3 separate regions of the Mus musculus genome follow, and regions 1 and 3 are each linked to region 2. The links are chromatin loops, found by intact Hi-C in ENCODE. Cell type or tissue: gastrocnemius. All regions are shown on one strand.

Region 1 (2,500 bases), 350 kb before region 2:
GACCCCAGCCCTAGTTGCCTGGAAGTCAGTCTTCTCCTTTGGAACAAGAGATGGAACTCTCAGCTCCTCCAGCCCCATATCTGCCTGGATCTGCCTTGACGATAATGGACTGAACCCCTGAACCTGTAAGCCAGCTCCAATTAAATGTTGTCCTTTATAAGACTTGCCTTGGTCATGGTGTCTCTTCACAGCAGTAAAACCCTAATTAAGACGCTCTTGAATTCGGCTTGCAAGTATTTAATTGAAAAATGCTGTATCTATCATGGAAACTGATCTTTATTTGTTGTCTTCTTAGCTCTGCTCCTATCGAGTTTTGGAATCATGGTAAGGCTGGCTTACCCATCACAAAGAGCACGCGTTTTTACCCCTGCATTATGCATACAGAATGAGTTCAGTAGCACTGATTCCTTTTTATTTTACAGAATAGTTTAAGGGATTTTAGTATTGGCTCCTCTTCAAAGATTTGGTAGAATTCAGCAGCAGATCCATCCAGTTATGAACTTTTCTTTGTGTAAGGATAAATTTTTCCACCTACTTTAATAAGCGTTCAACCTTCCCTTTAGCCCACCACCTACCAGGGGTAGTGGAAAGGAAAAGTTATTAGGACAAGTAGGAGGTGGACCTATTTAGAAATAGTTCTTTGGGTGCAAGTCCAGTCTTTGTTGTCAGAATATCAGCAGTTCAGTCCACCAGCAAACACCAAATATGACTCACCAGCTGTAGTTCAGTCCTCTCAGAAGACACTGCACAAGAACCAGCAGCTATAGTCCAACCTGTTCACAATCAACATACATGAACCAGCAAGGACAGTTCAATCCAGAATGAGTGCAAGGGCTCTCCAACCGGCCTGAGACTGCAGAAGCGGTAAGAGGCTGCAGAAACCTCAGAAGTTCTTTGGCTAGTTTCTCTCTACGGAATCTTCACAAGGGGACCTCAGCAACTCCATGTAAGGTGAACCAATACATGCACATCATTATCGAAGAATAGCAAGGTGGAACAAAGCAAAGCAATGCTTGACTTCCCACTGTCTGTGGGGTTATATTTATATTCCTTCTGAATATCATGAGTCCTTTTACATGTTTGCTATAGCAAAACATTCTTTCACCTGTGTCTGCTTCAGGGAAACCTTCCCTCATGTGTTTGCTTTACCTGTGTGCCCCCAACAAAACATCATTTGGTAATATCTGACTTTCCAAAGAAACAGAAGTTTCCACTTCATCTTTGTTGTATGATTTTTTTTTTTAAATTTGAGTGTTCTGCCTGCATTTACAGCTGCAGGCCAGAAGAGGGCAGCAGATCCCTTTATAGATGGTCATGAGCCACCATGTGGTTGCTGGGAATTGAGCTCAGGACCTCTGGAAAAGCAGTCAGTGCTCTTAACCACTGAGCCATCTCTCCAGTCCATTTTGTATGATTTTTTAATGCTTTTTTTTTTTTTTTTGGTTTTTCGAGACAGGGTTTCTCTGTATAGCCCTGGCTGTCCTGGAACTCACTTTGTAGACCAGGCTGGCCTTGAACTCAGAAATCCGCCTGCTTCTGCCTCCTAAGTGCTGGGATTAAAGATGAGAGCCACCACTGCCCAGCTTTAATACTCTTTAGATACCATTGCTTGCTGTGGATGTTCAAATTGTTTATGTCCTCTTGACTGAATTTTAGCGGATTTAATATGTGTAGGAATTTACTATTTTTTCTAGATTTCTTATTTTATAAGTTTTCTCAGTATTCTCTAATGGTAGTCCTCTGGACTTAACTGGAATCTGCTGTAATATCCCCCAACTCGTAGGTAAAGTTATTGATTTGGCTTTTTTCTTTCTTTTGGATAACTTAAAGTTTGTCAATTTGATATTCCAAAGGAACACCTCTGATCCGTTCCACGGACTGTTCCTTGTGTCTCCATTTCACCTTTCCACTCTGACCTTCACCATCCTGTGACGCTTCATGTTTTGGGGCGTGACTTTTACTTGCTTTTCTAAAACTTTGAGGTGATTCATTATACTACTAATGTGACATCTCTCTGAATATTTAATGCATGTGCTGAGAACTTTACTCTTAGGGCTTTGTTGAATCCCAATGTTCTCCTAAGTTGTGCCTTCCAAGACTGAAAAAAACAATGTCCTCCCTGATTTCTTCTACTTCAAGAAAAGTTATTTTGGAGGTTTCTTTTGTGTCTTAGAGTTACTGTGGCTATCATAAAACATCATGGACAAAAGCAATTTGGGGAGAAAAGGGTTTATGTGGCCTATGTTTCTACATCACTGTTCATCATGGAAGGAAGCCAGGGTTGGAACTGATGAAGAAATCAGTGAGAAGTACTGCTCACCAGCTTGTTCATTATGGCTTACACAGCCTACTTTCTTATAGAACCTAGGACCACCAGCCAAGAGGTGGCACCTCCCACCATGGACTGGGCCCTCCCCATTAACCACTCTAAGAAAATGCTCTGCAGGTTTGTCTACAGCCCGATCTTATGGAGGCAGTTTCTCAAGTGGAGGCTCCTTCC
Region 2 (2,500 bases):
ATCTGAGACCCCACACTCAGAAGGATAAGGTAGGCTGATCAAACGTTCTGAAAGAAGATCTTGACAGAGATGAGAGAGAGGAAATTGTGATCAGAATACAGCATATAAATTTTCAATTGAAAAAAAATGTTCCAGGATAGTCTGGGGCTACAATAAGAAGGAAGAAAAACAATCTTTATTGCGCAACACTGGGCATGAAGGGGCTTTTAATAACTGCTGCTTTATCTCATTTGCTCCACATAGTAACCCTGCTAGGGACATTTACCACAGCAATCTTCCTTGGAGAAGACACAGAAGTTGAGCTGCTTTTTTTGTTGCTGTTCTTCCCATCATTGATTTTTAGGGTAGATGAGCAAGAGGGAGCAAAACACACATCTGCACAGCATTTGAAAAAGCAGCCATGAAGGTGGAGGCACCCAGGGACTCCCTACTTGGTGTTACCTCCAGAGAAACTTCTTTCCATTTCTTCACCGGGGCTTGGAGTGGTGACAGATCACTAGAGTTCAGGCTCGGGATCAGAATTTACTCAAAATTAGGAGAACCCAGCAAAACCAGGAGGTCCAGTGTTAAATGCATTTCAGAAAATAAACAACCAAACAAACAGCAAAGATAATGTTGGTATGGGTGTTACCTGGCCTTGCTACTTAAAAGCTACCTCCATACAAGGCCTTTGTCTAAAACATGGTGCGGGTGGAAGAACAGATCCTCGTTTCCTGACCAGAGTGGAAATCTTGGTTTGTCATTCCATCCATGCTGGCCTGGATAAGTTGGGGCCATTTTTCTCTGTTCTGCTTGGCTGCAGTGAAGCAGTTGTGTTGCAAGTGTTCTATTTTGCCAGGGCGCCTCTTTCCTGATCCTCTGCCTGGAGAAGCTGGATTCTACTCGACATTCTTCTGTTGGCATATCTGAAAACCTGTCTAGCACCCAAGACAAGATAGAGGAAGCAAAAGGAGAACCCGAGGTGCCCACATAGTCCCTAGTTAGTCTTCCGTTTTCTTCCTGTCTTTAAGAACATTACATTTAAAAATGCATAATGTTCAGTGTAGTTATCGGTAAGCTCTGTATCTTTATTTTCCAAACCTAGCGACCCTACCCAGGATTCCTATTACTAGCTGAGGTAAGAACATTTTGGGGACTTTAGAAGAATTTTCAGCCACAAAGAGGGGAACAATAAGAACGTTCTGTACAGCCCATTGTCCCTCCTTTTTTTTTTTTTTTTTTTTCCTAAACGGAATTGAGCTGACCAGTCAATTTTCTTGCCCAAGTTCTGTTAAAGTTTTACTGAGCTTTCAGAACCTTGGCTAACTTCCCTTTTCATGTATTTGCCAGTGACATTGAGTTTGTGCTAATGAGGCCCTCTGCTGTCTGCAGAGAGTAGGGCACTGCCATAAATCCCGAAGAGGGAGCACTTTCTTCCGTAGTAGAACAAGTTCATGAATTATGTCCAATTATTAGAGTAGCTGATTCCCAAAGCCAGGAGATTTCTAGAGCCCTGATGCTACTTAATTTCACAACACTCTTTTCTTCTTCTCACAGATGTTTGTAGTGACACAGTTTGAAAATAAACATTATTTCAAACTGCATTTTAGACATTAAGTGACAAGCTCTCCCCTTAATATCCAAATTAGGATCTGAAGACCACCTTGGCGGTCTCAGTGAAACATGGCTGGGTACAGTAATCAATACTGTTGGCCAAAAAGAGGAGACCACTCAGAGAACGAAAGCTAGGAAGACATGTAGCCCTGCTTGCCTGAACCTTTCTGGGACATTTCTTTTCAGCAAACCAAGATGAAAGTTGAATGTTCAATTTCAAGAGCAATGCAGGCCCCAATCTATTCGGAAGGACATGCTTTTCCTATCAGGAGCCTATTCTGATCCACTAAAGCCTGAATAGGAGCTGGAGGAAGGCAAGGGTAGCTGACCCTATCAAAGCTCAGAGGACCTGATAAGGACGCCAAGATACACTCATTCTTCCATACAAGTTTCCGCCCATCTTCTGCCAACCTCTGGAACACAGTTACCATTGATGTCGATTCCCCATTGTTCCTGAGTGGAGAGGACGGAAGGGAACTAACACTTACTTGGGAAGAGGACTCTTATCAGGTCCTCCACACAATGTTTTATCATTTACAGCAGTCATAGTAAACAGTATGGAATGACAAAATCCTCCATGGACTCTAGCCTGCTTCCATACTAGGTGCTTCACCTTAGTTGCATTTAACCCTTACAACCTTTGAAAGGTCCTCTTTTCCCACCTTGGGTTTCCGATCTTGAACCTGGACTTGCATAGCTAATACTTTTACCTGCTGAACTATCCCATCCTGCTTGCCTGCCCGTGTCATGTTTTTAACATGTGTCTACTGGTGTTTAACATGTTTGTAATGTTTATTTGTCATTCTTATATCATTTCTTACTGATGTTTCTTAGTGGGAGCTCTTATCTAAGTCTTGAGTTTTAGCTGGCTTTTTCTGACAGTTTTAGTAAGGGAAGCAGGGGATGG
Region 3 (2,500 bases), 230 kb before region 2:
CAGACATGCAGTCTGTGCACAGATATGAATGCAGGCAAAACATCATACACATAAAGTAGAAATAAATACCTAAATCTAATTTTTAAAAGGAGGTAGCACATGTGATTTTGAAGGGGAGATAACAAAATGACTTAATTCCAGTAGTGATCATGAGAATACATATACATGACAAAATATACGCCTCCTCCCAAGTCAAAATGTAAACAAACAAAAAAGGAAACTCTCTAGAGTTCCTATAAGCTTTTAGGCATGCCTAGGGAGACATTTCTGTAGTTTTCTGAAACTCTAACAATTACAAATGTCTGGTAAAATAGTTGAATCCAATATAATCTCAATCTCTTCCTCTGTGTCTCTCGTTCTATGCCTCTCCCTCCACACATATATCATTCTGCATCCTTCATTATTTTTATACCAGTCATAATTCTTAATAAGAATATGTTTTAAAAATGTTTGCCAGGCAGTGGTGGTGCACGCCTTTAATCCCAGCACTTGGGAGGCAGAGGCAGGTGGATTTCTGAGTTTGAGTCCAGCCTGCTCTACAGAGTGAGCCCAGGACAGCCAGGGCTACACAGAGAAACCCTGTCTCAAAAAACAAAAACAAACAAAAAAATTGTGCCTCTTAACTTGGATGCAAGCTCCTTAATGGTGGGGCCATTGTTTTGCTCACAACTGAATCCACAACATGTAGCCTAGTGCCTGACATACTGTAGGTAAAGCTACAAGTATCAGTTGAATCAGTCAACGAATAAGAATGACTGTGTTGACTCTGAAGTCAAGATATAATGAACAAAGCCTATACAGATAGCTTTTCACATCTGTAAGTTCCGTACCTGTGGATTTAATCAACTTCATAATTGAAATATCTGAACAAATTGGCATCCGTATTGAATATGTACAGATATTTGGTCTTATTCCCAAGCAATTTAGTACAACAACTATTTATATAGCCGCTACACTGTGCTATTATAAGTAATCTGCAAATATTTAAAGTATATACAAGGATATAGTTAGATTATATGCAAATACTAAATCCTGCTATGCCAGGGACTTGAGCATCTGAGAATTTTGGTATCTGAGCCAATCCTCCATGGATACTGAAGGAGAACTGTGCCGTGTTACATTTTTTTCACTACATGAGACAAATAGCGCTTATATTTTCTTTTTACAAGATGGCTCAAAATTGTTTTCTTTGATCTGTTTTGTCATCTCAATATTGTTTGCTGAAATATGAAAAAACGGAGAAATGTCTAAATAACAACATAGGTTTTAGGAGACCACATATTTTAAAATACTTCCTTTCTTACTGTTGAAAGAAAAAATTACCTTACCAGGGTAACTGGTTCACCCTTCTGGGGCATTAAAAACTATACTTCGAAAACCTAGCCACCAGGGGGAGCTGTTTACTTAATCATCGTTTTCTTAACAGTGCTAGTACCAAGCCATGTGCTGGGTATAAAACAAAAGAAGCTTATATACCCCATTTTATTTATCTAGTTTTCAGTAGAGGGACATCTAGATTGTTTCCAGATTCTGGCAATTATGAATGAAGCCACTATGAACATAGTTAAGCAAGCGTCTTTACAGTAGAAGGGAGCATCCATTTGCTAGATGCCCAAAAGTAGTAGAGGTGGGTCTTGAGATAGATTCTCAATTTTCTACAGAACAACCATATTAATCCCATTTGTAAACCATACAAATCCCACTTGTATAGTGGCTATACAAGTTTGCACTCCCACCAGCAATGAGGAAATGTTTCCCTTGCTCTACGTCGTCGCCAGAACAAGATGTCACTTGTGTTATTTATGTTAGCTTCTCTGACAGGTTTAAGATGGAATCTCAAAGTAGTTTTGGTTTGCATTTCCCTGATGGCTAAGGACGTTGAACACTTCTTTAAGGGCTTCTCAGCCATTTGAGATTCCTCCATTGAGAATTCTCTGTTTAGATGTGTACCACATTTTTAAATTAGATTGTTTGGGGTTCCTTTTATGTCTAGTTTCTTGAGTTCTTTATATATTTTGGATATTGGCCTTCTATCAGATGTGGAGTTGGTTAAAAAAAAATTCTTTCTCCACATTTGCACAATGGAATATTACTCAGCAGTTTAAAAAATGACATGAAATTTGCAGGCAAATGGATGCAACTAGAAAAAAAAAATCATCCCGAGTGAGGTAACCCAGAAACACAAACATGGTACATATTCATTTATAAGTGGATATTGCCTATAAAGCAAAGGATAATTATATTGCGACCCACAGACACAAAGAGCTTAGGTAACAAGGAGGCTTATAGGGGAATGCATGGATCTCCCTGGGACAGGGAAACAGAATAGATTTTGCTGGTGGACTGGGGGATAGTATGGATGGAAAGAGGAAGGATCAAATTGGAAGAGATATGGAGGGATAAAGTATAGGGACAGATGACTGGAATTGGAGGGCATATGGGGGGGGGACATAGAAACCGAGTGAAGTGGAAACTGCCTGGAATCTATGAAGGGGACTCT

What was found. A loop is a pair of places that touch in the nucleus more often than their neighbours do. Peaks named below come from ENCODE experiments on the same cell type or tissue, not always from the same donor. Only the 100,000 strongest peaks of a DNase experiment are listed, where the experiment ranks them.
Region 1: it touches region 2 in a loop (3.0-fold over the local background); 15 of 42 quality-filtered maps call a loop at or near these places.
Region 3: a loop joins it to region 2, with 5 times the contacts of the local background. A loop is called at or near these places in 25 of 42 quality-filtered maps.

What each region holds. Positions count from the first base shown.
Region 1 is chrX:140,844,383-140,846,882 of GRCm38, reverse strand. No RefSeq gene overlaps it. Among named protein-coding and RNA genes, the nearest start is that of Tex13b, 32 kb to the right of the region's middle. In gastrocnemius, a CTCF peak has its summit at 1,288 (motif pointing right); a DNase peak (open chromatin) is centred at 1,301.
Region 2 is chrX:140,490,883-140,493,382 of GRCm38, reverse strand. No RefSeq gene overlaps it. Among named protein-coding and RNA genes, the nearest start is that of Prps1, 36 kb to the right of the region's middle. In gastrocnemius, a CTCF peak has its summit at 1,361 (motif pointing left); a DNase peak (open chromatin) is centred at 1,370; H3K27ac peaks cover 975 bases.
Region 3 is chrX:140,721,495-140,723,994 of GRCm38, reverse strand. All of the region lies in intron 3 of Mid2 (midline 2), which reads right to left. Among named protein-coding and RNA genes, the nearest start is that of Gm23199, 43 kb to the right of the region's middle. In gastrocnemius, a CTCF peak has its summit at 1,377 (motif pointing right); a DNase peak (open chromatin) is centred at 1,393.